Linked DNA regions of Homo sapiens: region 1 is linked to region 2. The links are chromatin loops, found by intact Hi-C in ENCODE. Cell type or tissue: dorsolateral prefrontal cortex. All regions are shown on one strand. Links, peaks and the distances in the headings refer to the core of each region. The heading gives the core; the rest is flanking DNA. Region 1 overlaps FRMD4B (FERM domain containing 4B). Region 2 has its middle 54 kb from the start of FRMD4B.

Region 1 (15,951 bases), core at 5,178-13,177, 280 kb after region 2:
GACAGTATTGGAAAATTACTTGAAGCTGGATTTTCATGAAGTTCTGAATGAGTGTAAATGTTTTTTAGGATACTATAAAGAGTGATGTTTTTCATAAGCACCATAAAATGGGTTCTGGAAAAACTGATTACCTTAGCATCCTGTAATATAACTTATGGTAGCAGATTGGGGAAAATGAAGCAGCCCACTGAATAATTGACAAAGTCTGCTTGGAGAACATTCTAAGGTACAATATCATGGAGCTCCTTTTTCCTTTCTCCACTAATTGCGTGATGAGCTATTGTTCTGGCTGTTAATTCTCCAACTCGGCTGTCATTTGAAGTGGCAGACTTAATATGGAAAGTTTTTATAATTATGAGTTTGAAAAAGCATTTTAAGATGATACAGAAAGTATCCAAAACAACAGAAAAAAAAAGCCACGTCATTTTAGATGAATTGCGTGCCTTAAAATGGTGAACGTTAGAAAATTAAACAAGTCTGGATTCCACAAGTAGTTCCAAGTCACCAAGTGACAAAAACAAGGTTAACATTAAAAAAGAAAAACAACAACAACGACAAAAAGCTCCAAGCTGCAGTGGATTTAATTATGAGGCTAAAACTACCTCATACTTTCCTTGGAAGAACTAATTAGCTATGGTTTATTGTAGGGTTTTGTTTGTTTGTTTTTTAAAGCAAATGATTTCCATATTCCAGATTGATCTTTTTTGTCATCTTTGCTTCAAAATTACATAAAAGGTGCTCCTTTCCCCCTTCTTTTATACAAGTTTCTTGTTCATATTGTGAATAGAAAAGTTTCTGAACAACTTTTTTGGAACATTTTCTATCTATATTCCAAAGCATGTAATATATACATAAAAACGATTTGTTAAACTGGTCCTTAGTCATTTGTATAATTAGAAATGAAGTTTGGGAAAAAATTTTGGAAAAAAGACAAGCAAAAAAAAATAACTTATTCCTTTTTTGCATATTTGTATAGCCTTCTAGAATCAGAAATAACCTTTTTGCATATTCTTTTATTGTTCTGACTTTTCAAGACCTATTATTTTTTTACATAGGTCAATAAACAAAAGGTGTGCTACTGAAAATGTTTACGTTTTCTTCCATTTATGTCAGGGGTTCATGTGAAGCAGGTCGCAGTGCTCTACTTCAAGTAATCATATTGGGCAAGGCTTCGGATTTTTATTTATAGTATTACCGTATTTTATTAATTCCGGGATGTACATTTTTAAATATTTACATTAAAAACATGGTTCATCTTTTTATTGATGGCATATTCTACTTGAATTGGCAGTTTTTTCTTAATAGTACATTAAAAATAATGCTGTGTCTTACAATAAAGTTGCCTTAGAATTGATGAAATGCGGTAGTTTGTCTCACTGAGGATGACTGGTGAGAACTTTTAGGTTTTTTAATCTTGGGAATGTTGTTTATTTGTAGCAAGTAATTTATACTAATTTCACAGACTGGCAAACAGGTCTTCTAAATTCAAGAAATTAGTTCTCTGACATCCTTTAATCCTACATAATGTGGAGAAGGGAGTGGAAATGAAATATATTTCCATACATGTATCTTGCATAAAATAACATTTTTCTGTTCCTGAAATAGTATGGTTACACTTGCAAGCATGCCTTGAAAGGGCAAATATAACTTGGCTCCCACAGAGGAAAAGAAGGTATAGAAATGGAAGCTCAGGGCCAGGCATAGCGGCTCACACCTGTAATCCCAGCACTTTGGGAGGCCGAAGTGGGAGGATTGCTTGAGCTCAGGAGTTCAAGACCAGCCTGGACAACATGGTGAAACCCCATCTCTATGAAAATACAAAAATTAGCCAGTCATGGTGATGTGTGCCTGTAATCTCAGCTACTTGGGAGGCTGAGTTGGGAGGATATCTTGAGCCCAGGAGGCGGAGGTTGCAGTGAGCCAGGATCGTGCCACTGCATTCCAGCCTAGGCAATAACAGACCTTGTCTCAAGAAAAAAAAAAAAAAAAAAAAAAGAAAGAAATGGAAGTTCAGCAATCCTACTGCACGGTTTTCTTCGTCTCTTTTGAAAAACATTTCTCAACCGCATTGGTATTAAACCAATTAAACTACGTTATTTATTAAAAGCCAAAAGTGACAAAAGTACATTATTCAACATGTACGTTTCCTCTTTTTTATTACAAAATACCATGGTTAAATGCAAAACCAAAATAGTACATAACAAAAACATAATCGTGCCCATTAGCCGAACACTCTCAGATATAATAGTTAATTTATTGTATATTTGTTTGGATTTTTTTCTATGCATATAGTAATTTTTTTAAAGTCCAGCATATTACAAGTACAGTTTTACAACATTTTTTTTTGTTTGTTTTGTTTTCTGCCTAATATATCTTGGGCCTCTGTATCAAGACATACTGATCTACCTCATAAAGATATATGTTTAACAAGGTGGATTTTTAAAATTGCCTCACCCTACTAGATGTTTATCTATTTTTCTATATTTGACAAAAATTTTCAAAATTCTTCCTTGTACTCACAAAAGCTTAAATATTACAAGAAATAAAGATTCCGGAATTGTTTTAAACTATTAGTTTGGTCTGTTCTTAGGAACAAAGGCTCAGACTAAAGAGTTACTACAAAGGTGAGTCCTTAAAGAGCTTCCAGAACTGGAAGAATGACTTTCTTCGGTACAATAGGCAAGTTTAGATTATTTTCTAGAGTAGTGCTTTTCAAAGTAGTGAAAGACCAATTTTTAAAGATTCCAATCCATTGTGTACCTATAGTTTTATAAAGTAAAATAAAAGCAAATTACTAGAGGAGAAAAGCTAATTCAGAAAAAAATTGCTAGATTATTGAAAAAACGTAAGAAAATACACATCCCTATGTATTATTAGATTCAGCAGACATAAAACTACTCTGTCAAGTTGGAATCAAAGTTTCTAAACACCAACTCTCAATTTCTGTACTTACCTTGCACCACGTTACAGACCACCCTTTAATAAGTGCTGACTTGGAGTTATGTCAAGGGAGGTACTTCATCCATGCTTATCAAGACAAGACAAACAGTAGTTGTCTCCTGTTATGTCACAGGGCATGGAGATGCAGTCCATTTCCAAAGACAAAATCTTTTGACATGTACACAAAGCCCAGAAGGTAATGAAAAGCTTCACTCCTTTTTCAGCTCAAAAGTTTAGCGAGCCTCTTACGTCCTGTTTCTCTCTTTTCTTCTGTTTTTTTTTTTTTTTTTTTTTTTTTTTTTTTTTTTTTAAGATGGAGTCTCGCTCTGTGGCCCAGGCTGGAGTGCAGTGGCACGATGTCAGCTCACTACAACCTCTGCCTCCCAGGTTCAAGCAATTCTCCTGCCTCAGACTCCCTAGTAGCTGAGATTACAGGTGTGCACCACCATACACGGCTAATTTTTGTATTTTTAGTAGAGATGGGTTTCACCATGTTGGCCATGCTGGTGTCGAACTCCTGACCTCAAGTGATCTGCCCTCCTTAGCCTCCCAGAGTGCTGGGATTACATGTGTGAGCCACCAGGCCCGGCCTGTTTCTCTGTTTTCATATGCCCCTCCTCTGGACTTCCCTGGGTCTTTTCTACTACTCTGTATCCCTTCCACCCCCATCCTTGTGCCACTTTGGAGTAGAAAAAAGAAAGTATGTCCTGCTGCAAAAACGAGTTGGCTTTTGTTGAATTCTAGTTCAATGTGCTCCAGGCTGGTGTGCAAAAGTGCTTTATATGTATTTTCTCATTTAATCCCCACAACAGCCTAATGGGGTGTATAGTGCTAGATAATCTCCATTTTACAGAGAAAGAATCTGAGAATTAGAAAGGTCATGTAATTTACCACTAGTAGGAGAAAAGCAGGAAGTAAATCCTGAGTTGGCATACTCCAAATACTAAACTATGAATTCCTCATTCCGTGAATGCTATCCAGGAACAACTTCTCCATAGGAAGAGTGAAAGTAGCAAACATAACTTTTTAAACGGATTAATGAAAATTGAATGTATACATGCTAAGCCCAGTTCTCCTTGCTCATTGTTACTTCTTAAAGGTAACAGTCCTAATTTTCTTTCATTTACTAGTGGCAGAAGGGCTGAGTTAGGTCTAAATCCAAGCACAGGTCAAAATAACCCTTACCTAGGAAACTACCCAGTTTCAGGTGGTGCCCACTGGGCTGAATTATTGATTGCTAGTGGATCAAGTACATTATTTATTTCTAGTGGATCAAGTACATTTCTTAAATTGTTTTCTAGTCAATAAAATGTCTTACCCTACTGAATATACTTGTTAAAATCACAGATAACGATAATGAACTAAATATTGATCAGTGACACTGTAAGTATCTATTGATCCTTCCCCATTTTGAATTGTTTAGGGGCAGTGTGATAATGTGAATTGTGAAATGCTCTTCTACAATGCCCTTGAGAAACCCTCTCAAAATTCAGCCCTATCAGATGTATGGACCTGTGGGCTTCACCTTGATTCTCTTTGGAAAGAGTGCATCTGAGATTAATCTCAGATTGGAATCTGAGCCCACCATCAGAGTGTCCTGATACCACTGTCATCCTTTTCTGCCTTTGATGATTCAGGGAGAATCTGTCACCTCTGCAAAAGAAAATAGGAAGTGTGCGAAAGATCCATTTTGGCAATACTTACCTGATTGCTCTTCTTAACACTAAACACACACACAAACACATTCTATTTCCTTTTGCTTTTGAATATCAGATGCCTTGGCAAGAATGGTGTACTGGGACTAGGAGGGGGATGGGAGTTCACCTAACTTCTGAGTTTCATATAATTTTCTCTTCTTGAATGGTTATAACATTCATGTGAAGTACCCAAGGTTTAAAAGATCTGTGATTTTTCAACTGGGACTGTACCACACCCTGTGGGGCATCTGGAGACATGTTCTGGCTTCTCCTAATGATTTGAAGGGAACGAGGATCATTAAATATACTGCACCTAGGTGTGGTGGCTCATGCCTGTAATCCCAGCACTTTGGGAGGCCAAGGCAGGTGGATCACTTGAGGTCGGGAGTTCAAGACCAGCTTGGCCAACATGGTGAAACCCCATTTCTACTAAAAATACAAAAATTAGCAAGGCGCGGTGGCATGCGCCTATAATCCCAGCTACTTGGGAGGCTGAGGCAGGAGAATCACTTGAACCCAGGAGGCAGAGGTTGTGGTGAGCCGAGATTATACCACTGCACTCCAGCCTGGGCAACAGAGCGAGACTCTGTCTCGAAAGAAAAAAACCATGTGTCCAACAAACATTAGGATACCAACTATGTGGCAGTCAGTCACTGTCCTAGTCACTGGGGATACGATGGTCCCTGCTTTCCTGAAGCTTACAGGCCAATAGGGGAGAAAAAGAAGTAACCTCTCTCAGTAAGTTAACATGACAATCCTATGAGAGCCAAGGGTGGTGAGAGGGGTGGGGAGCTATAGCTGAGATTGTAGGGACACAATGGGCCCCTTTGGAAAGGTGATGCTTAAGCTTAGACTTGAGGATTGGTAAGAGAAGATACAATTAAGCAAAAAGAATAGAAGCTCTCTAGGGTTTAAGAGAATGACATATAACATTCGCCAAGGCTGTAAAGCCAGGAGAAGCTTGGCCAGTTTTAGAAACTAAAAGAATGTGAAGACAGATTATTATGCCAGGATTAAAGAAATCTATCAAGGTAAGAAGACAGAAAGCTGCCATTTTTTACTTCTCACCATAAACAGTGGGTTACAGGCATACATTACCCATCTAATTCTCCCTACAACTGTGCAAGAAAAATGGTCTTATCCCCAGATGAGGATATAAAAAGGGAGGTTCAGAAAGTTTAATATTCCTTTGGTTACATGGCCAAACAGTAAGTAAGTGGTAAAGCTAAAATTCAAACCTACGTCTGTTTGGCTCCACATCTCATGTTATTTGATTTGATTTGATTTGATTTGATTTGATTTGATTTGATTTGATTTGATTGAGACAGAGTCTTGCTCTGTTGCCCAGGCTGGAGTACAATGGCATGATCTCCGCTCAATGCAACCTCTGCCTCCTGGGTTCAAGCAATTCTCCTGCCTCAGCCTCCCTAGTAGCTGGGATTACAGGCACCCGCCACCACGCCCAGCTAATTTTTGTATTTTTAGTAGAGACGGGGTTTCACCATGTTGGCCAGGCTGGTCTCAAACTCCTGAGCTCGTGACCTGCCTACCTCAGCCTCCCAAAGTGCTGGGATTACAGGCATGAGCCACCACACCTGGCCATCATGTTCTTTATTAACCATGACATTATAAAAATGCAATTGCTCACCAGGTGCAGTGGCTCATGCCTGTAATTCCAGCACTTGGGGAGGCCAACATAGGAAAACTGCTTGAGCCCAGAAGTTTGAGCCCAGCCTGGGCAACATAGTGAGACCCCGTCTATACAAAAAAATAAAAAATGAGCCAGGTATGGTGGTGCACACCTGTAGTTTCAGCTATTTGGGAGGCTGAAGTGGGAGATCATTTGAGCCTAAGAGGTCAGGGATGCAGTAAGCCATGATCATGCCTCTGCACTCCAGCCTGAGTGACAGAGCAAATCCCCATCTCAAAAACAAAATAAAACCAAAAAAAGAAAACAGCAATTGCTCAACAACCACCTCTCTTAAATGGAAATCAATGAAAATGAAAAGGGAAGGGAAGAAGCAACTAAAGTAGGCCTGTGGAGGAAGAAAGAGGGAAGGTCAAAGGGAAGGTTGGAAATCAGACTAGCAGGGTGAAAATAACCAGGGGAAGAAAAGACAGCCTAGGGCAGCCTGCAGCTGGTGGATTTTCAAGCTGTGCAATTGCAACACTCCTGATCAGGGCATGGCTTGAAGATATTCCTGATGCAGGGCCCATTAACACTGACTGGGCTGGAATTACCTGTGCAGACAGGCTGGAGGAAAGGAGCAGTGGTGTTTGTTTAAGGAATGTACTTGGAAGACAGGAGATGTAGTTAACTAGATGAGCATCACAGCACCTGGCCTCTTCTTCCCAACACACACATAACTTCACCAGAGAAACCATTCTCTATGTGACCCTCCTCATTTTCAGAAGAAAATGGCTTCATAAGAAGATCAGGGCTGGGTACAGTGGCCCAAGCCTGTAATTCCAACACTCTGGGAGGCCAAGGCAGGAAGATCGCTTTAGGCCAGGAGTTTGAGACCAGCCTGGGCACTATAGCAAGATCCTGTCTCTACAAAACAATAAAAAGGAGTTGGGAGTGGTGGCATGCCCCTGTAGTCCAAAATACTCTGGAGGCTGAAATGGGAAGATCACCGGAGCCCAGGGATTCAAGGTTACAGTGAGCTATGATCACACCACTGCACGTCAGCCTCGGTGACAAAGTAAAACCCTGTCTCTAAAAAGAAAAAAGGAAAGATTAAGGATTGGAAAGCAATGATGAGAAATATATCATCAAGAATACTGACAGTCCAAGACTGGGAAGGGCATTTCCAGTAGCCCTTCAATTATGATGGAAGAAGCCTTTCAGGGATCTGATAGTGGGTGTCTAAGCAGACATCCCCATCTTTATAAAATAGTGGTTAAATGTGTAGGCTTTGAAGTCATGCAGACCTGGAGACAGACTGCTGTGCTTGGAATATTTCCTGGCCTTTCTACTGGCTGCTTATATGAACTATGGGAAGTTTCCTGACCTCCCTGGGCCTCAGTTTCCTCTCTAGTACATATCTCACAAGGATATTGTGTGGGCTGAACAAGATAATGCACCTAACCAGCTCAGCATAACATCAAGTCTCTAGAAGGTATTTCATGATATAAACTATTTCCTGAGGGAGAAAAGTCAGAAGATGTTGTTGAATATTAAGATGATGTTTGGAGGATTTGCACTGCCTTAGTTTAGCCACTGAAATGACAATACTAAACTAACTCATCATTGTTGAGGGCTGATTCACGTCTCAGGCACTGCTGTAGGTACTGGGAACACTTTTTTCTTATTTATTTATTTAGTTTTATTTTATTTTTATTTATTTATTTTTTGAGACAGAGGCTTGCTCTGTTGCCCAGGCTGGAGTGCAGTGGCACAATCTTGGCTCACTGCAACCTCTGCCTCCTGGGTTCAAGTGATACTTCCACTTCAGCTTCCCGAGTAGCTGGAATTACATACATGCACCACCATACCTGGCTAATTTTTGTATTTTTAGTAGTGACGGGGTCTCATCATGTTGGCCAGGCTTGTCTCGAACTCCTGACCTCAAGTGATCCTCCCACCTTGACCTCCCAAAGTGCTGTGATTACAGGTGTGAGCCACCATGCCCGGCCACTTTTTTCTTGTTTAATCCTCACAGCAAGTTTGCAATTATTAATTCCAAACAGAAGCTCAAGAAGGTTAAGTAGTTTGCCCAAGTTACATAGCTAGAAGGTACACAGGCCTGGATTCCAATTCACAAATGTATAAGACAGAAACTTTGTAAAGCATGAATTTGTTCCACTCTGGAGTCCACTGTGCAGGGAGGTTTCACACAGGTCTAACCTGAGGAATCAAACTGATTAAGGCATTTTCCTAACAGTTCAGCTACAGCTCTTCTGCTTAGTCAGGACTAGGACAAGCACTTGAGGCTTGTCCTAGGACAGCCCTGCTGCTGGCTCAAAGACAGGTCCCTACCTTTTCTATGTTCATATGAATGCAAACAAGCCAGCCAGTAGGACGGTCAGATTTAACAAATGCAAATACCGGAGGCCAATTAAATTTGAAAAATAGCTCTAACCACCAAATTTTTGTAACTTAATTTTTTAAAAAGCTGAATATAGGACATTTAAGGCATCCTGGAAAAAAAATCCATACAGGACACCAAGCAAAATCATTAAAACAGGACATGTCCTGTAGATTCAAGACACCCAGGAAACCTAGTTGCCAGGCCCCTGCTCAGGAGTAAGTAGCACAATAATAGATGTTTGAGAAACCCCACACCCTTGGAGATTGTAGGCTGAGCAAATGGGTGTCATATCCTTCCCATCCACAGAGAAGTTGGCCCTGCTTGATCCCAGAGCTTTCTTCAGACTGAAAACCTTCTAGGACAGGCCCAGTTTGGTCTGTAATCATGCACAGAATATATAGAAACTCCCCTGAAAGAGTTTAAGAAAACTCAAACTCTTGAGAAAACCTGAGAAACCTGAAAAACGCCTGAGAAAACCTTTTCTTTCTTCTTTTTATTTATTTAGAAATCTGTTACAATTTGGACTAAGTGGGCACAGTTTTAAAGGTTCTTAAAACAAACATTTGGGTTCCATCACATCTACATAACATTGGTCAAGAATCCATCCATCCATCAAATCTATTTGCAGCCAATCAAAATCTCAGTCCTTTAGGACTGTATTAAAATCCAGCGATCAACCTGTAGCCAAGGAGCTGAATATTCATAGAGAAAATCACATAAGCAAGCAGATTTATTTTATTTTAGAGTCATGATCACCATCTCACACGGACACTCAACGCTGCTATATTTCTCATAAATGTGCACTTCCATGTCACACAACTATTTGAGAAACCCTTTTCTAAAAGTAGTTTTTCTCTGGCCTAGAATTCTGGAGCTTGGTCAATGAGGACACCTAGAGGCCTATCTGGGTTAATGCAGGCAGGAGTTGCTGAGTCTGAATTCATACTTTAATTCAACACGAGGTGTACAAACAAGTTTCAGCAGCCCTGCAGAAAAAAGCAAACAAAACTTAATTTCTAATGCCCATCAACTCCATTTACTAGCTATGTCTTCTAGGGGAAGTAGCTTAAATTTTTAAAAATGTCACTTTTTATAAAGTGGAAATAATCGTAACAATCTCCTAAAATTTTAAGGATTCAACAAAATGATGTACTTCAGGAGCTTAGCACAGTGCCTGGGACAAAGTGAGCCCTTATAAATGTTTGTTGTCCTTATTGTTTCTAATGGGATACTACAAGGAAATGGAATATAAGAGGGTTAATAACATTTAACATTGTTTCATTTAAATATTAATTAAATTAAATACAAACATTAAATATTAATATTTAACAGTCATTGAGTGCCAAGGCCAGGCTTAGGGTTAAATGAGTGAGGTACCTGCCGAAGTGCAAATTTTAAGAGCGCACCCGAAAACGTGGTTGACAAGATAAATAATATTTCAATGCAGTCTTTTGAAAAAATCCAACTTCACGCAATTTTTTCCCATGATTAAAAAAATGTCACCCCAGCACAGTAGCTCACACCTGTAATCCCAGCACTATGGGAGGCTGAGGTGAGTGAATTGCTTGAGTGTAGGAGTTTGAGATCGGCCTGGGCAACATGGTGAAACCCCGTCTCTACAAAAAAAAACACAAAATTTAGCTGGGTGTGGTGATGTGCGCGTATGATCCCAGCTACTCAGGATGCTGGGGGAGGATCACTTGAGCCTGGGAGGTTGAGGCTGTAGTCAGCCGAAATCGTGCCACTGCACCCCAGCCTGGGTGATAGAGCCAGATCTTGTCTCAAAAATAAATAAAATTGAAAAAAGTCAAAATTTTATATAAATACGAGTTCAGTATTACCGATTTTTCCTTTTGCGTCAGACTCCAATATGACTCAGAACTGCACTGCACTGAGTTAACACTTCATCTTAAATAACCAGAGGAGATATCTTTCTCCCATCTGTAAAATAGACGCCCATTTTACAGATGGGAGGGGGAAAGCAAGCCTGGAGGAACTGCTCAGACACACTGCCCAAGGTCACATGATCAAGTAGAGGGTCAGAAATCAAGCCCAAATCAGAATAATTCTAAAGCTCATTCTTTCCCCTTTCTCTCTCACACATACCTGTCCTTCACCATGTGACTTAGGCTACAGTTTTTCTATTCCAGGGTGTAATTTTACCAGTGCTGTAATTAGATTTGCCAGGTGAGCAGATAAAAATTTAAAATGCCCAGTTAATGTTAAGCTGTGCTGGCGATGACATTTTCCCTGAATTAAATGTTAGAAAGATATCGTCACACTGCATTCTCAATTCCTTTGTTGTAGAGCATTCTCTGAACTATCAACCACAAAATCATAGTTGGATCTGATTTTTGACCTGACATCAAATGCTGCCTTTGTGGTTAACAGACTATCTAAAGCTTAACTAAATTACTGAGGTGGGGCTATCAACAAGCCATATGTAACAGTGTTTTTCACCATGTTATATATAATAACACAGTGGTCAGTCTGCATAATGCAGAGATCTAACTGATGAAGATCAGCTTTCCTTCTGTAGTTTAAAAAGTTTAGGCATGGGCTGGGTGTGATGGCTCACACCTGTAATCCCAGCACTATGGGAGGCCGAGGTGGGCGGATCACCTGAGGTCAGGAGTTCGAGACCAGCCTGACCAACATGGGGAAACCCCATCTCTACTAAAAATACAAAATTAGCAGGACATGGTGGTACATGCGTGTAATCCCAGCTACTCGGGAGGCTGAGGCAGGAGAATTGCTTAAACCCAGGAGACGGAGTTTGCAGTGAGCGGGGATCGCACCATTGCACTCCAGCCTGGGCAACAAGAGTGAAACTCCATCTCAAAAAGACTAACGAACAAAAAAATTAGGCATGCTTTCCATGGTGCATCCTACCCTTGTAATAAGATCCAGCTTCGATATCAGGAAGCAGAAGATAGAATGAAGGTTTTCCTTGGAAAAAAGCATGGATTCAAATGCATCGCATTCTAGTAATGTTTATTGATAAAAGAGTAAAATGTTCAGGCATTTATGCTTACATTGCTTCTCCTTTTTCTTCAACCATTATACCAAAGTTACTTTTTTTTTTTTTTTTTTTTTTTCTGAGACAAAGTCTGGCTCTGTCACCCAGGCTGGAGTGGTGCAATGGCACGATCTCGGCTCACTGCAACCTCCACCTCCCGGGTTCAAGCAATTCTCCTGCCTCAGCCTCCGGAGTAGCTGGGATTACAGGCATCCGCCACCATGGCCGGCTAATTTTTGTATTTTTAGTAGAGACAGCGTTTCACCATTTTGGCCAGGCTGGGCTCAAACTGCTGACCTCAGGTGATCCACCCACCTCGGCCTCCCAAAGTGCTGGGATTACAGGCCTGAGCCACCCCACCCAGCCAAGGTTACTGTGTTTCAAGATAACTAGATGTAACAAATGAAACATATCTGAGTTACTTCAAAATAGATTGTTTGCTTTAATTCTTAGAAAAATAAAAAATAAAATTCCCAGTTAAATTTGACTTTGGGATGGTAGCTGGGACCACAGGCGCACATCACCAAATCATTGTTAGGATTCGTAATGTCCCATGCATGTCTTTATTTTATCTGACAGTCTATCCTCCCCTGCCTCATCACCCAGGTGACCAGACATTTTAATAAACAGAGCTCACGATTTCAAAATGTTATGGATCTGCTGGATCAGGCCTGCCATTTCTGTGCTGAGCACAGATCAGAAATAGTAAATGGCTCTAACAGAGTAACAAGGGCCAAAGAAATATTGAAAACTGGCTTGGTATCTATGTAGGCTTAAAAGCAAAGGGACGGTGTGAGCTTCATTTGGCTTTCCCAAATCCCCTTTCTGGCCTTTGCTGAGATGCTTTGGTATGAGAAATTACAAGCCTGACTTAGAATAAAATACAGAAAATTCTTTAGGTGCACTGTGTTGTTTGGCCTGCAAATGTTATTTGTTATTTTTTAGGATCTCCAGCTCCTGGCAACGTAAATTATTTTGTTGGCAGAACAATATTCTGAACCCCAATGATTTGCTTCCATTCACAGAGCAATGAAAATGATTGAGAATGTGTGAAATTCATTCTTTAAAAATACTAGTGATCATGCTGCCTAACTGAAGCTGAAACATTAGCAAGGTTCAACTCCTTGGAGTTCAGTGAATGGAATATATTGTCAACAATTGTTTCTTCTAATAATGTTGCTCCATGCAGATTAAGAGAGGGAAACATTTCAAGGCTAGCCTGAACTTTAGCTATTATTTAAGAAAAAAATTGAGAAATTAGTTCTTTTCGGGGGGGGACGAGGGGGTTGTTTGTTTTTTTGAGACAGAGTCTCACTCCGTTGCCCAAGCTGAGGTGCAGAGGTGTGATCTCGGCTCACTGCAACATCCGCTTCCCAGCTTCGAGCAATTCTCCGCCTCAGCCTCCTGAGTAGCTGGGATTACAGGCGTGCAACACCACGCCTGGCTAATTTTTGTATTTTTAGTAGAGATGGGGGTCTCACCATGTTGGTCAGCTGGTCTCAAACTCCCAGCCTCAAGTGATCCACACGTCTCAGCCTCCCAAAGTGCTGGGATTACAGGTGTGAGCCACCACATCTGGCCTCAACTTTTATTTTAGATGCAGGGAGTACATGTGCAAGCTTGTTACATGGGTATATTGTGTGATGCTGAGTTTTGGGGAAAAATTGATCCTGCCACCCAGGTAGTGAGCATAGTATCCAACAGTTATTCAACAGTTGCCCCCCCTTTCTCCCTCCCTCCTTCCATCCTCTAATAGTCCCCAATATCTATTGTTGCCATCTTGATGTCCATGTGTATCCAATGTTTAGCTCCCCTTTCTAGGTAACAACATGCAGTATTTGGTTTTCCATTCCTGCATTAATTTGCTTAGGATAATGACCTCCAGCTGCATCCATGTTGCTGCAAAGGACTTGATTTTGATCTTTTTTATATTGGCATAGTATTCCATGGTGTATATGTACCACATTTTCTTTTTCCAATCCACTGTTGAAGGGCACCTAGGCTGATTCCGTGTCTTTGTTATTGTGAATAGTGCTGCGATGAACAGACAAGTGCATGTGTCTTTTCTGTAGAGCAATATATTTTCTTTTGGGTATATAGCCAGTAACAGGACTGCTGGATTGAATGGTAAGTCTGCTTTAAGTTTTTTGAGAATCAATTTCTGATTCACACTCTGCCTATCCATCTAGTGAAACTTTCCTAGCTCCCTCTCAAATAAATACATTCTCCCCAGAGCACAGCCTACCACTTTACATGGTCTACCAATTTCAGGATTTCTGGGATCTGTGTGTGAGTTCCTTTCCTAGTAGACTTCTCTCCTACGCTGCAAGCTCTTAGAAGTCAGGGCCCATGTGTTATCTATACATGTGTTCCACACAGAATTTAAAACCTACTTCCCTTTCCAGCAAGTGCTTATGGAATTGTGTAGTATATACATACTGCATTAGTTTGCTAGGGCTGTAAACAAAGAACCATAAACTGGGTGACTTAAACAACAGAAATGTATTATCTCACAGTTCTAGGGTCTGAGATCAAAGTATTGGCAGGGTCGGTTCTTCCGAAAACGTGAGGGAGAATCTGCTCCGTGCTTCTCTGTGCCAGCTCCTGGTGTTTTGCTGGCAATCTTTGGTGTTCTTTGGCTTTTGTAGAAGCGTCACCCGATCTTTATCATCATCTTCACATGGTGGTCTCCCTGTGTGGGTCTCAGTGTTCTTTTTTTTTTTTTTTTTTTTTTTGTAAAGACACAGCCATATAAAGATACAACCTGGCTCATGCCTGTAATCCCAACACTTTGGGAGGCCAAGGCGGGTGGATCACCTGAGGTCAGGAGATCGAGACAAGCCTGGCCAACATGGAGAAACCTTGTCTCTACTAAAATTACAAAAAATTAGCCAGGAGTGGTGGCATGCATTTGTAGTCCCAGCTACTCAGGAGGCTGAGGCAGGAGAATCGCTTGAACCCAGGAGGCTGAGGTTGCAGTGAGCCAAGATGGTGCCACTGTACTCCAGCCTGGGTGACAGAGCAAGACTCAGTCTCAAAAAAAAAAAAAAAAAAAAAAACCTAATTGGTTTAGGGCTCATCCTAATGACTTCATTTTAATGTGATTATATCTATAAAAACCTAATTTCCAAATAAGGTCACATTCTGAGATACCGGGGTTAGGAATCCAACAGATCTTTTGTGGGGACACAAATCAACTATAATACACACCAAATGAAGAGGAAAATTTGTCCAAATCTGAAGGCAATTTAGAATTCTGAAATAAAATTATGCACTAACAGACACAGACACAGAGAGAAAATGAGTCATTTGACTATGGATGCAGCTATTGGAGTAACACATCCACAAGCCAAGGATGCAAGGATTGTCAGAAGCCACCGAAAACTAGGAAAGAGAGGCGTGGAGCATGTTTTTCTTTTTAGCTTCTAGAAGGGATCAACCCTGCCCACATCTTGATTTTGAACTTCTGGCCCCAAAATGCTGAGAGAATAAATTTCTCTTTCATCTCTCTCTCTCTCTCTATCGAGAGAGACTAACATGTTCTGGTTGTTTTAAAAATCTCTACTCAGCAGAGATTCTTGAGGGGAAGGACTCGGGGAGGTAAAGTCTTATTCAAAATTACCCTGAATAATGACATTGAAGTAATGATAGCTCTACTAGATCAGGATATTGACTGTTGAGAACAGAGTATTAATCAGATGTTCTCTCTTTTCCTGTTTTCGTAATAGCATTTCTCAGGTTTTATTATACTTCTGTAGCCCAGTGTTTGTCAACATGGAGCTCTCCAGTCACTCAATCACCTGCCCCAGAAATGGCTGTTAAAAATGAAGATTCCTGACCCCTTCCCCACACCCACAGGATCAGAATTTCTGAGCTAGGAATGCTGGGGCCCTGCACATGAGCAGGTGTCTCTGGTGACTCTACTGCATGCCGAGAACCCCTGATGTAGCTCCTTGCTGCTCAGAGTGTGGTACAAGGACCAGCTGCAAGCACCCCCGGGAGCTGCTTAGAAAGGCAGTGTTCCAGGTCCCAGCCAGGACTACCAAATCACAATCTTCACCTGCACAGGATCCTCAGCTGATGCTTAGGCACATTAAAGTCTGAGAAGCCCTGCTCTAATACCTTTCCCTCACGCCACAGTAAAGTAGGAGAGTAATTGTTAAGAAGGCACGCTGACTCCCCACTCCTGTCTCCACAGAGGGACTGAAGCTAGACCAGTGTATGTTATATCCATCTAAGAAGACTTTTTAAAAACATATTG
Region 2 (15,951 bases), core at 3,218-11,217:
TGCACTCCAGCCTGGCCAGTAGAGTGAGACTCTGTCTGAAAAAACGAAAAAAAAAAAAAAGATTTGTATTGGAATGTCCATGAGAGTGGCATTTATGATAATCCAAACAGGAAAGAATCCAAATGTCCATCAGAAGGTGAATGGATAAATAAATTGTGATATAGCCATACAATAGAATACTATAAAATGAAACCATACAAAATAACAAACTACTAATATGTGCTATAACATGGATGAATCTCAAAAACATCATGCAAACCAAAAGGAGCCAGAGACACAAAAAAATTCAGACTATGTGATTCTATTCATGTGAAATTCTAGAAAAAGTAATACGTAATGTCAGAGAGCAGATCAGTGGTTTCCTAAGGGAAGGGCAGGAAGTAAGAGAGAGAAATGAGCACAAAGGGATATAAAGGAACTTCTTCGGAGAGAAAAATGTTTTGTTATCTTCTAAATACCCTGACTTGATCACTACACATTATATACTTGTAACAAAATTTCCCATGTATCTCCTGAATTTATTCAAAAAAAGAGAAATATTCCATATCTTGATTGTGGTGGTGGGTAAAGAGTGTATATATTTGTCAAAATCTGTTTAACTCCACACTTAAAATGGGAATATTTTATTGTGTATATATGTTATACCTCAAAAAAGTTGATTTTTTAAATGCCTTCTTCAATATCTCTGTTATTGGTACATTAGTATGTCTAGAAGATGATCTTATAAGATCTTGATTCCAAATCAAGGTTCTGGTTATTTACTCATTATGGGATCTTGAGTCTCATCTTCACATATATGAAATAGGTACAATAACTACATTTGGCCAACCTCACAGATTTTCCCTAAGAAACAAAAGAGATGATGAGTATGTAAAAGAGACTTATAAATTATGATACTGTTTAGAAAATTTGCTGTCACTACCACTCTGTAGCTCACTGTGCAAGTCAGAGTGGAATTACCTTCATTTGATACCCATTTAAAGCTTCAGTTAGTTGATCCTCTTATTTGAGCCCCAAATGAACCACCCCTATACTGAATGCCTGGCTAGAACACAGAGTATCTCAGCAAAATTTCCCTAGCATTAAAAAAAACTCTACCTGCTTCAATCTGTGTGACATGTGGATCAACCCACTCAGACTCTGAGCCCTTCACTTCCAGCAGTCACTACCTACACAATCATTCCCTCAAGAAGCACTGTAAGAGTCATCTTAGCTTGTCAATGAGGCTTAAATTTCATTTGACTGATGTCTCCAAAGGGTCTTGTGTTTTCAGAGGAATGCGCTCCATGTCAGAGATTCTAAACTAGTTGTGGGGTGACAATGAGGATATTCACAGAGAGTGAGATATGTGTCTTCTGCAAATTAACTTGTCTTCCAAGCAACAAATTGAGTTTTAACTCTGAGTAGAGGGAGAACATTGAAAATTGGGTTCTAACTTAATCTAAAATAACACATGGCCTGGCGCGGGTGACTCACGCCTGTAATCTCAGCATTTTGAGAGGCCAAGGTGGGCTGATCACCTGAGGTGAGTTCGAGACTGGCCTGGCCAACATAACGGAACCTCATCTTTACTAAAAATGTGAAAATTAGCCAGGTGTGGTGGTGTGTGCCTTTATTCTCAGCTACTAGGGAGGCTGAGGCAGGAGAATCAGTTGAACCAGGGAGGCAGAGGTTGCAGTGAGCTGAGATCGCACCACTGCACTCCAGCCAGGATGACAGATTGAGACTCCATCTCAAGAAAAAAAATAAAAAAATTTGTAGGCTAGTCACGGTGGCTCACGCCTGCAAACCCAGCACTTTATGAGGCTAAAGTGGGCAGATCATTAAGTCAGGAGTTCGAGACCAGCTTAACCAACATGAGGAAACCTCGTCTCTACGAAAAATACAAAAATTAGCCAGGCATGGTGGTACATGCCTGTAATCCCAGCTACTCAGGAGGCTGAGGCAGGAGAATCACTTGATCCTGGGAGGCGGAGGTTATAGTGAGTTAAGATCACGCCACTGCACTCCAGCCTGGGTGACAAAGTCAGACTCCATCTCAGAAAATAAATAAATAAATAAATCAACACATACATTCATTTGACAAATAGTCACTGAGTATCTACTATGTGCATTGTCCCAGGCTACGAGGATGTAGCAGTGAACAGGACAAAGCAATATCTCCCTCCTCTTGGAGGTGAAATTCTAGTGGGACAAGAAAGCCAGCAAGCAAATAAACAGTGTAATTTCAGGACCAGACAGAAAATAAACAGGAGTAGAGAATAACACAAACGTAGCTTAATACTATTTAGGATATAGTGATCTGGGAAGGTCATGCGAGTTGAATTCGAATTATGAGATGGAGCCAGCTATGTGAAGATCCAGAGAAATAACAATCCAAGCAGTGACTCAGCAAGTGCCAAGTCCCTGCAGTGAGAATGGACTTGACCCAGTAAGGTGGGAAAAGGAGGCCAATGTGGGGTGTATTGAGAGTGAAGGGAAGACTGGCATGAAATGAGATTTCAGAGGTAGATAGGAATCCACATAGGAGCTGGAGTTTAAGTGTTAGTCTATGTAAAATCAGAAGTCACTGAGGAGTTTTAAGCAGGGGGTTTAATGAATGAGAAGTGGGATGATGCGGAGGAAGAATATACAGGTTTATGGCCTGAGCAGCCAAGGTTTGGCAGGAATCTTTCTTAGGAGGCCACCTGGAGTGATTGGCTAGGGTGTCTGCACTCTTTGTCTGCTGTTAGAGCAGAGACCGAATTGCTCCGAAGACTGGAATAGCAGTATTTGTAAATATCCTGTGACGTGAACTCTGGTTATAAAGACTGCATCGTCCCCCTTCTGTGATTCTCCAGACATGCTAATAAGTGGGTGCTGGAAATGTCATGATCTTCTAATCACAACCTTCTTTTTATGAGCCTTTTCAGCAGACACCCGTTCAGGGCAAGCTCCAAACCCTTTCTGGCTGCTGTCGTTTCTGGCGGGTATGTCACTTGTATGCATCACTCTGACCGCAGCGGGAGTGCTCGGAGGAGTTTACTTTTGCTTTGCGAGACTTTTTGGAAGGTTGTCTATTTTTATTAATTGTGGCATAGGAATTACTTTGTCAGAAATTTTGGAGCCCAGGAGTCTAAAAAATTACAGGGTATTATTAAATATTTAAGAATTGCTTAATTTCTCCACGTGGTATGAGATTTTGGCTGAAATTGGATCCTTGGGCTATTTACATCTAGTTTAGCATTACAGAGCCAGTTTTGCCTATTAAAACAAGTTTGAAAATTGTTTAAAACAATCTGGTGGATAAGTGTGTGTAGAGATTTTGTTGTTTCTTTATGTTCGTGGAGATGAGTAGTGAACATAGCACTGAAACAGAAGCAATCATCTTAGCTTGTGAAAATCCTGTTTGAGTAATAATGGGAAATGTTATCTTTTAAAATGTTTTGGTTATTTTCTTTTCCATTACAAACATGATATAAGTTCCTCCTAGAAAATTTGGAAGGTATGGGGTGAGAGTCAGGCGTAACCTAATCACACAGAAATCCATGAGATGTTGAAGTCTCATAAAATGATAGAGCTGGAATGCACTTTTATAACTATGTGGTTGAAAGAAAAAAACAACTTTATGTCAATAATCACAACACTTCTGATACCAAATGTGTGGATTTTCCACACTAAGCAGTCAGTTCTCCAACTCCTCATACACCAACTGGATGTCCTCAATTCAATTCAGTTCAATTTTGATTTCACAAAATCTACCTGAAATTAGCATCAGATACTGTAATCACCCAAATGTGTTCTTCTTGCCCGCTGCACAGATAAACCCAATTCACTGAGACAGCATTATTGCAGTAAACAAAGAGTTTAATTAATGCAAGGCTGGCCAAGCAGAAGGATTGGGGCTGTTACTCAAATCAGTCTCCCCAAAGACGCTAGGGTTTTTCAAGGATAGTTTGGTGGGCAGGGGGCTAGGGAATGGGGAATGCTGATTGGATGGGAGATGAAATCAGAGGGGTGTGGAAAATGGTCCTCGTGTGCTGTCAGCCTCTGGGTGGGGGCCACAGGTCCAGCTGAGTCCCTGGTATGGGTGAAGTTAGTCATCAAAATGCAAAAGTCTGAAAAACATCTCAAAAGACCAATCTTGGGTTCTACAATAGTGATGTATCTACAGGAGTAATTGGGGAAGTTACAGATCTTGTGAGCTCCAGAACAATGGCTGGTTATTGTTTTAACTGTGCCTACATCTTAGCAGAATTCAGGCCCTCTTGTAATCCTAACCTTGTGGCTTTTCATTAGTTTTACAAAGGCAGTTTAGTTTGCAGAAGGGCTATTATCATTCTTGCTTTAAGCTTAAACTATAAACCAAATTCCTTTGAAAGTTAGCTTGGCCTACACCCAGGAATGAGTGAGGACAGCAAGTGTGTGTTGCTGGAAGCAAGATGGAGTTGGCTGTGTCAGATTTCTCTTACTGTCATAATTTTGCAAAGGTGGTTTTGGCCTCACAGGTTAAGGGCTCAGTCCCATAAGACTACCCCATTTCAGATGCCAATTGCAAGTCCTGGGCCCTCTGCACTTTTGACCAACTTAACTACAAATTAGGGGTTCCTATGACCTCCTGCTCAGGTTTGACAATTAGCTATAATAGCTCATAGAACTCAGAGAAACACTTCACTTACCAGTTCATTAGAAAAGATATTATAAAGGATACAGACAAACAGCCAGATGGAGATGTATATATAAAGTCCAGAGGGGTCCAAAAAGCAGGAGTTTCTGTGCCAGTGGAGTTTGGGATGTGCCGCTCTCCCAAAAAGTGAATGCATTCACCAGGAGGCTCTCCAAACCCCATTGTTCAGGGTTTTTATGGAGGTTCCATTAGTTAGGCATGATTGAGTAAATTGTGGCCACTGGTGACTGAACTCAACCTCCAGCCCCTCTCCCCTCCCTGGGGGTCAGGGGGTGGGACTGAAATTTCCAACCCTGTAATCACATGGTTGGTTCCTCTGGCAACCAGCCCCCACCCTGAAGCTGTGTGGGGCTGGAATCCCCCAGCCATCTCATTAACATAAACTCAGATGTGGTTGAAAGGGGCTTATTATGAGTAACAAAAGATGCTTCTCTCACCCCAATCACTCCGAAGTTACAAGAATTTCAGAAGCTCTTTGCCAGGAACTGGGGAAGAACAAACAGATTTCTTATTCTATCATAACATCACACTGGCCCACCTTCTCATTGTGCATATGAAGAAACTGGCCCAAAGCCACTCAGAGTCTAGAACCCATTTCCTCACTGCCTGTTTGAGCTGTTGCCCTGATAATGTTTATGTGGCTTCATAAGCAGGTCTGGTTGTCAGGGCTTCAGTGGAGGCACATGGATCCGCAATGCCCTCTTCTTGGGCAAAGAGGACATGACATAGGACGTCAGTGGGTGCACGTATGGCTCCATCTGCCCCCTAGTATTTGGGAGGCTGCATCATCTTAAATAAGGATGGCATTAAATTGCCTTAACCTAGTATTTAATACTCATAAATACTCACTTATGAGTATTTCTCATAAGTGGTTTTTGGACTACCTATGTTAGAATGATCTAGAGTGCTTGTTGAAAATGAAGGCCCCACCCCTGGTTTGTGGAATCAGAACCTCTAGAAGTGGGATTGACAATCTGCCTTCTTAACAAACTCAGATTCACTTAAAAATAACAATTTTTCAATAGAATAAAACTTATTGGCAGGGCATAGTGGCTCATGCCTGTAATCCCAGCACTTTGGGAGGCTGAAGCAGGAGGTTCACTTGAGGCCAGGAGTTTGAGACCAGCCTGGACAATATAGTGAGATCCCATCTCTAAAAAAAATTTAAAAATTAACTGAGCATGATGGTGTGCACTTGTAATTCCAGCTACTCAGGGGGCTGAGTTAGGAGGACTGCTTGAGTACAGGAGTTCAAGGCTGCAAGCTATGATTGCATCACAGCCTGAGTGACAGAGTGAGACCCCATCTCAAAAAAAAAAAAAAGAAACTTCTTTGGTGAATCATTCAGATTGTGTAATCTGAGATAGATTAGATAGCTGGAGATTTGTAAATGGATAAATGGTTTCTGGATTTATGCAAATAAACTTAATAGCTATCTCTTAGGAGTAGAAATGGGCCGAATAGACAGTGGCACTTTCACTGTTCTAAGCCACTTGGAAACCTGGAATGCAGAACATAAATGTGTTTGGAATCCGTTTTGTAAGTATTTCTGCAGTTAAACTATTTGTTCAAGAGACTAGAAATGTCTTACATCATTATTTACTGCTAATATATGGGAGAAAGGAAATACCCCTTTGTTGATATAAGAGGACACAGGAGGAGCAACCAGGGGCATTAGGGGAGATCCACGTGAGTTCATTTTTCCACTCAGTTATCCATTCAGCTCATATTCACTGAACAGCTGCCATGTGCCAGGAATTGCTGTAGGTTCTGGGGACACAGAAAAGAACAAGGCAGCAAGGTCCTCAATCATGTGGAGCTTATAGTATATCGTGGGGAATAATACACCAATAAAGAGTTCAAAGAAGATAAATTCAAATTGTGGCAAGTGCTGTGAAGAAATAAAGAAGCTATGTCATTACGGATGGTTGGAGGGCTACTCTCTGGTGGGCAGGGATAGTTTCTCTGAGAGAAGACATCTGAACCGAGGCCCAAACAGCAGGAAGAAACTAGCCATATGCATATCTGGGGAACAAGATTCCAGAAAAAACACAGCCTCAAGGACAAGGGTCCCAAAATAAAATTAGCTTGGTATGTTTGAGTACATAAAGAAAACCACTCCACTCTCACTGCCTCACTTGACTAACCTTAGAAAAAAAAGTAAAGAAAACCACTGTGGCTAAAGCTTAATGACTAACAGAACATACAATAAAAGTCCAGGAGGAAGATAGGAAACCATGTCCTATAATCATGCTCCAGTATGGAGTTCAAATTTCATTCTTAGTGTAACAGAAAGCCTCAGGGGAGCTACATTCAGGGAGGGATGATTTGCTATCTTCAGATTTGGGTTTCAAAAAAATCACTCCAGAGCTCAAAACCACTCAGAAACTCAGAGTACGTTTTAAGAAAATATACATCTGCTTCAGGAAAAAAAGGTTATTGTAAATTATTTTTAAAAGAGCTAAAGAAATGACAAGATATACCATATACGTGGAAAGGAAGATCAATATCATGAAATGTTGAGTATTTACAAATTCATTGTAGTTCTAAGCAAAATCCCCAGCATTCTGAAATATGAATGCAAATGTAAGTATTCAAGAATTTTTTTTTTTGACAGAGTCTCTTGCTCTGTTGCCAAGGCTGGAGTGCAATGGCATGATCTTGCCTCAGTGCAACCTCTGCCTCCCAGGTTCAAGCGATTCTTGTGCCTTAGCCCCTCAAGTAGCTGGGATTACAGGGGTGCATCACCACACCTGGCTAATTTTTGTATTTTTTTTAGTAGAGATGGGTTTTCCCCACGTTGGCCAGGCTGATCTCAAGCTCCTGGCCTCAAGTGATCCACCTGCCTTGGCTTCCCAAAGTGCTGGGATTACAGGCATGAGCCACCATGCCCAGCCACATTCAAGAATTTAATAAGGGAGTTTTGTGAAAGAATAAAAGATTAGGAGTTCCTCTATCAAAATTTATTATAAAGCCATAGACAGTATTACTGGTGAAGGGTAATTGAAAAATAGATCAATAGGACAGAAAAGAGAGCCCAATGATGAACTAAACAAATATGGTTCTTTCTATATGATATAGGATGCTTTAGAAGTTACAGAGGAAAACACAGTATCAAAAGTAAATGGTATTGTTACAACTGATAGCCTGTAAGAAGAAAAAATCAGATTCTTACATAACAGTTTGTACAAGAATAAATTGTGAGATGGATTAAAAACTTAAATATAAGAAATAAAAATGTAAAACCTTTAGATGGGGAGAAAGGAATCTTAGAATAAAGTAGATTTTATAAACTAGAGTCTCAAAAGTCACACTCAAGTTTGGATGAATTTCACTATATCAAAATGTATAACTTCTGCATAACATGGCACCATAAAATAAAAAGACAAACAACAAACTGGTAGAAGGCATTTGCAACCCCAAATAACTACCAAAAGCAAGTTTCCAGAATCTCTAATGAACTCCTACAAATCAAAAAGGGAAATTTAAACTACCCAATAGAAAAATAGACAGCTTATTAACAGGCACTTCCACAAGGGGGAGACATGAATGAGCAGTAAAAATTGAAAAGGTTTTCCACAGTGCTAATAAAAGCAGGAAATGCAAGTTTAAAAATCATAATGAAACTGCATTTTATGCCCGTCACAATAGCAGAAATTCAAAAGGCTGACAATGAGACTTGGCAAAGAATTGAGGTAAACAGGCACTCTGAGCTGTGGCAGGTGGCACTTTGGAGAGCAAGTTGTCATTCCCTAGTTAGACTTCTAAACACACAGATTCTACCACACAAAGATTCTACTTCGGGACAGAAATCAGCAGCATTTCTCAAAGGAGGGACTCTTGGTATTTTGTGGGGGACAAAATATTTAGGACTCTCATGCACTGTACAAAATTTAGCATCCCCTGCCCCATTCCATCCCCATCTCACGAAAGATTCTCCCACATTTCCAAATAATACCTTGGAGGATTGGACCACCCCAGGTGAGATTTACCAGGAGAAATTCCTGCATATACCCACACAGTACTGCCATGTACTCTCATGTAGGTTGTGCCCCAAACACCTCTCACAACTAAACAGGGAGGCCTCTGTACAGAAGGAGAATCATGAGGATGTGTGCTGTCGCATCCTTTGTTATAACAAAAATCGGACACTACCCAAATAGCCATCAGTCCACAAATGGAGAATTAAACTGTAATTCAGTCATACGACAGAGCACTATGCAACAGTTAATAATCTAGATCGCAAAAAACCATGTTGAGCAAAATATAATAGGCAGCATAATACTCTTTATAAAAAGTTTTAAAATTACAAAATCATAGAATATGTTTGGACACATGCACACACACACACACACACATACACACACACGCACACGAACTAAATATCTACCAAATTCAGAATAATGGTTGCTTCTGAAGATGAAGAAAGAATTGGACTGGAGAAATTAACATAGAAGATAAATTCTGTGTGGTTCTATCACTTAAAAGAGTAAAGACAGGATGTGAAAAAATATGAAAAACAACGTTTGTTAGTTTTGACTGATGGGCGCATGGATAGGAGTTTGTTGCATTTTCTTCTGTATATTTCCATATTTTACCCCCACTTTGGCTGCTGAATATACAGTGAATGGGGATGAGTGGAAGGGTGAGGATGGAGATTGGGTGGTGGGAGGCAGTACTGGAACCAGAGAGGAGCCAGGCAAGGACCCCAGCATCCCTCCCTCAACTGCTTTGAACTCCAAGAGTGTGTGACCACTTTTTTGCTTCATTTATCTATTGCCCAAAAGGTTTTCCTGGATGAACACTTCCCCTTGTAGCATCCTCTGCCTTCCAAGTATTGAAATTGTCACCTAAGCAAGCCAGGAATTTGTCAACAGCTAGATTTTTAGCAGAATGACACATTCAAGTGATGTCTAAATAATTTAAGTCTGCCCCATCCCCATTCCTACAATTTTGCTTCTATATCCTTTTTTGTCTTGAACATATTTTTATTGTGGTAAAATATTCATAACAAGGCTGGACGCAGTGGCTCATGCCTGTAATCCCAGCACTTTAGGATGCCAAGGCCCAAGGATCATTTGAAACCGAGAGTTCAGGAACAACCTGAGCAACAAAGCGAGAACCTGTCTCTACAAAAAAAATTAAAAGTTACCCAGGTGTGGTAATGCCGCCTGTGTAGTCCCAGCTGCTCAGGAGGCTGAGGTGGGAGGATCACATGAGCCAAGAGGTTCGAGGCTGCAGTGAGCCACAATCGCACCACTACACTCCAGCCTGGGTGACAGGGCGAGACCCTATCTTGACAGTATATATGTATATACTATTATATTATATATAATAGATAATAATATATTATGTAATTATATATCATATAGTAGTATATATAGTTACATATAATATAGTAGTATATATAACAGTATTATATATACTTTTATTTACAATAATAGTATATATTTATGTAGTATTATATTAGTATATGTTATATAGTATATATAATATATAATATATATTATACAATAATAGTATATATTATATAGTATATATACTACATATATACTACATATATACTATAGTATATATACTATATATGAATATAAATATATATAGTATATATAAAAATATAAATATATATAAATATAGTATATATAGTATATATAGTATTTATACATACTTTATATAGTATTGTATATAATATGTATTTATATATATTATATTTATATAGTATATATACTACATATATACTATAGTATATATAGTATGTATACAAACTTTCTCTGTATATATATAGTATATATATTTATATAGTATATATAATATACTATTAAATATTGTAAATAATATACTGATATATAATAGTACATATTATATATTTTAATTAATATTTATTATATTATATAATACATACTACATATAACAGTGTATGTTATGTATAATACTATGAATAGTATACTAGTATATACACTAGTGTATATATTTTATATTATATATATGTATATATACACACATACATAACATAAGAGTTACCATTTTATCAATTTAAAAATTACAATTGGCCAGGCACAGTGGCTCATGCCTGTGAACCCAGCACTTTGGAAGGCAGATGCAGGAGGATTGCTTGAGCCTAGGAGTTCCAGACCAGCCTGAGCAACATAGTGAGACCTCATCTCTATAAATTTTTTTTAAAAAGCTGGGCATGGTGGCGCGTGCCTGTGGTCCCAGCTACTCAGGAGGCTGAGGTGGGTGGGTCGCTTGAGCCTGGGGGTTTGAGACTGCAGTGAGCCATGATTGTGCCACTGCACTCCAGCCTGGGCGACAGAGTAAGACTCTGTCTAAGTGCATTCACAATGTTGAACAACCACTACCACGATTCATCTCCAGAACATTTTTCATCATCCTGAACTGAAACTCTATGCCCATTAAACAATAACTTCCCATTCCCCAGTACCCCCAGCCTCTTGTAAACTCTGCTCTACTTTCTGTCTCTGTGTATTCAACTGTTCTAGATAATAATTACTATTCAACTATTCTAGATACTAATCACTCCATGTAAGTGGAATCATACAATATTTGTCCTTTCATGTCTGGCCTATTTCATTTAGTATAATGTTTTCAGGACTCATTTATGTTGTAACATATATCAGAATCTCGTTCCATTTTAAGGTGAAAAGAATTATAATCCATGTTATGTATATGCCATATTTTGTTTATCCATTAATCTGCTGATGGACATTTGGATTGTTTCCACCTTTGGTAATTGTGGATAATGTTTCTATGAACACTGGTGTACAAATATCTGTTCAAGGCCCTCCTTTCAATTCTTTTGGGTATCTGCCCAGAGATGGAATTGCTGGATCATATGGTAATTCTATATTTAACCTTTTGAGAGACTACTAAACAGCTTTTCATAGTGGCTGCACCATTTTACAATCCCATCATCAATGCACTAGAGTTCCAGTTTTTCCACATTCTCACCAACACTTCTTATTTTCCTTTCATTCCCCAAATATCCGTCCTAGTAGGTGTGAAATGGTATCTCATTGTGGTTTATCCTACAGTTTTTTTATTATCAGTGTTAAGAAAGCATTGTATATATTTCCGTCTGATTGATTGATCCGTAACACCTACGTTTTTTAGTATTTCAGCATTTCCCAAAGTGTGCTCCACAGAATATTGATTGCATTATTAGAGGTTTTATTATTAGATATTTATCATTAGAGATTGCATATATTAGAGGTTTCTATGGGATAAGAATAGTGAGGGAGGGGAACTCTCTGGTGAAGTAAGCTGAGAAAGGAAGCAAACTCCAGTAGAGTCATTTCCAGTGCATACATAACTTCTGCAAATTCAACAAGTGAGTAGGAGGTGGTAACTGAATCTCCTGTCCTTTGATTGGTCTCAGTTTTCTCAAGTCTCTTATGCTGAGAGTGATTCTGTTATCTAAAGATATGCACCTTTTTATACAAATGGCCCATAAATAGAGCCTTTTATGTAGTGCTTGAAGAAAATTTTATCTGTTGCAACTTTGAAGGAAAAACTGGCTATATTCATGATGATGTAGTTGCTGGGCTCTATGTTGGCACTTTCCCTAAGGGATTTTCCAGTGTTCATTTTGACTATACACAGTTTTCACTTTGAACTGACTTTAGAAACTACCTCCCACGTAAGATGCAATTTTACTATATATCTTCCCCTTGAAGATTGGAAAGACCTTGAAAAGCCCTACTGTAAAGAAACCTGATTAACACAGTTTAAACCAGGAGTTGGCAAACTTTCTCTGTAAAGGGCCAGCAAACTTTCTCTGTAAAGGGCCAGATAGAGTATATTTTCAGCCCTGTGGACCAGAGAGTTTCTGTTACAACTATTCAACTCTGCAGTTGTAGCTCGCTAACAGCCATAGACAATCAATACATAAATGAATAGACATGGCTGTGTGCCAATAAAACTTTATTTAGAAAAATATGCAGCATGCTATATTTAACTGGCAAGCATAGTCTTGTGATGCTTGGTTTACACCATAATGACCAAGGTTTATTAAATGGCCTTCCTCTCCTTTTTTTTTTTTTAACCTAAAACCTATAGTAAACCCTTAGATTCCTGAACTTGAATTCAAATATTAGAGGGCTTCAGCTCTTCATGAATGACACTGAAGGTTGATGATAGGTTGTTACTTTTCAGGTGTCTGGATTTTCATCTCTGCGGTACCAGAACTAGTCACTTGGTGAGTGTTATGGGCTGAATTATGGCCAGCCCTTAGATTGATATAGTGAAGTCCTAATTCATAGTACCTCAGAATGTGACTGTGCATGTGGATAGGGTCTCTAAAGAGGTGATTAAGTTAAAATTAGGCCTTGAGGATGGGCCCTAATACAATGTGACTGGTGTCTTTATAAGAAGAAATATGGGCACAAAAAGTGGTACCAGGGGTGTTTGGGTACAGAGGAAAGACCATGTAAAGAGGTGGCCATCTGCAAGCCAAGGAGAGAGGCCCCAGAGGATACCAGCTCTGTTGACACCTTGATCTTGGACTTTAAGCCTTCAGAAATGTGAGAACATACATTTTGTTCTGTAAGCCATGCAGTCTTTGGTATTTTGTTACGGCAGCCCTAGCAAACTAATATAGTGCGTGATTGTAACTCATCTACCCCAACTCATTGAGATCTTAACATTTCTTTGCTCATTCCCAGATACCCAATATCACAAGTATCTTGTACCAAATTTTATAGGTGGAGTCAAGTGCTTTAATTATATTTGCATATTTGGTGTGTTCGTAGATCTTAAAACATATCCCTCCTGCATGTTAATAGTTGTAGAATAGATTCCCATGATGCTCTAATCTCAGTTTTCCTTTGTTTCTCTCTTTAGTTTCCTTCCAAATACTGTCCACTTTGTTTCTATTCCTGGGTTCTGGGGTTTTCAAGTAGATGCATATTTCTTTGGTTTATAGTGCTGCTTGTTGCCGGCAGGAATGGAATCTGAGAACTAACCAGTTGTGTGTAACCTCAGACAAGGTATCTATTTCCCTGACTTGGTTTCCTTGTATTCCTAGTATAATAGCATCCATATTATCTTTGGAGTTTCTAGAAGCATTAGCAGAATACAAGTGATGTGCCTGGCATAGCATATGGCTTATGTTGGACACTTAACAAATAGTAGCTATTGAAGGCAACCAGAAGATATCTGTTTATTTCTCTTTTTTCTGCCTTTGTGATCCAAGTTGACAGCAGCTGTGTAGTCTTTGTTAACACCCACTAAAGAAGCAAGGGATTTAACTAGTTCTTTGCACGTGACATTAGACACTGCTTGGTATATCATTGTTTACAGGGCTTAATCCCTCAAGGAGCTTTTGTCGCCGGGCAGACACAAGAAAGATGTGGAGAGATGACGTGATAAGGCAGAAAATGTACTGAGTCATTCCAGTGCCAGCTCTGCCCTGTGTAACATTTTACAAGTTGCTTTCTCTCTCTCTTTCTGTACCTCATTTATCTTATTTGTAAAGTGGGGGCTTAGACTAAAACACATCTCTAGTGTATCCTCTTTTTGCCTAATGTTTCACTGAGAGATCATGAGGACCAAGAGGATAACTGGGTGTGAGAATCCTTCATACTGATCTTAGTACTACCCAAACCATAACTATCCATGCCCAACATGTTTTCCTCCTAAAGGGGTACTAAAAATTATTGCCTGTAGGAAACTCTCAACCTTTTCTCCTTTCTGTGCTCTCATTTGAGTTAAGCTCCTTGAATATGGAGTTCCTGCTAGAAAAATGACTTTGTTCCATGGCATCAGGAAGGAGAGAGAGGGCAAAGGTGTTTGTGAGGAAATCCCCTTGACTTCCTGCTTCTTGTGCCATCTTGCACCTAGATGCCTTGCACATCCAGGGGGAGTGGAGGGGCAGGTGGTGTGGGGAGGTGCCAAGCGGATGGTGCCACAGAGAGTTTCACTTACCACATGGCAGAACAAGGGATACCACATCTGCCACTTCTGCCTCCCTCCTTGTCCTGTTTTTACACTTGGGTGTGTGTGAAACAGTGTGACCTCACAAGTGACAAAGGAGAAGCATGCTTATTGACTGAAGTGGAGCTTCTGGGGGAAAAGCTGTTTTCTTTTCTGTAGTAGGGAGAATGAGAAATACATATAAATGAGGATATCTTATGGCGTGATATGCACGCTAGATTTCATCAGTATTCATGACGTGTTTCATTCTCGCCACACTGACATCTGTTAAAAAAAGATTCAGGAATGCCATTCTGGTTTCAGTAACTCTGAAACATGGCTTCGGAGGGGATGTATTACTGAGTTCTCTCTCCCACTTTGACAGCCCTGATTTTGCAACTGAGTGTAGATAACTTTGAGCACTTCAGAATCTCCTCCTACAGAGACAGTAGAAGTCTAAAACGGTGTATTCAGTGACATGCATCCTGTAAGAAGCCAAATTGGTATGAACTCTTTAGTTGTTAAGGAGACTAGCCTCAATTTCATCTGTATTTCGAGAGAACTCTATTCTAAATCTCATGGAATTAGGTGAATTTCTAAAACTGTGATTAAACTGTAGTCAGCCAGGGGAAAATTAGAAATAAATTAGAAGTGTCACTGACTTGAGATTTATAGTTTCTCCTCCTGTGCCTACAGAAATTAAGGAGCTTCTCTCTTCTGTATTACAGGCTTTGATGAGAAATCCAGAAGAAAGAGTGTATGAAAGAAAAAGATGACATCTATGCATAGCAAACAAAATCTGAAGATTATTACAGTAAAAACAAAAGAAAGGCAAGAGAATACTTACTAGTTAAAGGTAAGTTGACGTTTCTGTAAATGCTGAACTCTTTGATATGTTAGATAGAATAGAAAAGTGAGTTTATGTGTGTTTGCATGTGAGTACACATTGACTTGTCAAGCGGGGCTTGGACAGGATGTTATATGATATATGATATGGCATATTAACAAAATATTTACATTACTAGCAAATGATGAAGAAAATTAATAAATTAAGTTACTCCCCTACTTTCAAATGAAAGTCAAACACCCCAAAGTTGAATGATATGCTTACATTTTATAGGTCTTTTCCCACAGAGCAAAATAAACAAAAAAAAGTACTAATTGTGCTGTGCCTTAGACATATTTCCTATATTTCCAATATTTATACACGCATTTATAAAAGTATTTTCTTTTTATTTGCAGTTGAACAGCTTCACCAGCTTAAGTCCAGGGGACAACTGAGCAAAGCAAACAATTGATTCTTTTTATAAGTGCAATGATTTTCATCTTTAGCTTAATTGGAGTAAGGGAGAGCT

What was found. Hi-C counts contacts between places; a loop is a spot of excess contacts. Peaks named below come from ENCODE experiments on the same cell type or tissue, not always from the same donor. Only the 100,000 strongest peaks of a DNase experiment are listed, where the experiment ranks them.
Region 1: a loop joins it to region 2, with 4 times the contacts of the local background. A loop is called at or near these places in 68 of 110 quality-filtered maps.

Annotation. Positions count from the first base shown.
Region 1 is chr3:69,155,398-69,171,348 of GRCh38, reverse strand. FRMD4B (FERM domain containing 4B) reads left to right here. Exons shown (of 23, transcript NM_015123.3): 23 at 1-2,567. Among named protein-coding and RNA genes, the nearest start is that of LMOD3, 41 kb to the right of the region's middle. In dorsolateral prefrontal cortex, for the core only: CTCF peaks have their summits at 9,349 and 9,559; no DNase peak of the experiment used is centred there; H3K27ac peaks cover 1,465 bases.
Region 2 is chr3:69,432,135-69,448,085 of GRCh38, reverse strand. It overlaps a transcript of FRMD4B not described here. Among named protein-coding and RNA genes, the nearest start is that of FRMD4B, 54 kb to the right of the region's middle. In dorsolateral prefrontal cortex, for the core only: CTCF peaks have their summits at 8,005 and 8,207 (motif pointing right); no DNase peak of the experiment used is centred there; H3K4me3 peaks cover 1,195 bases; H3K27ac peaks cover 3,713 bases.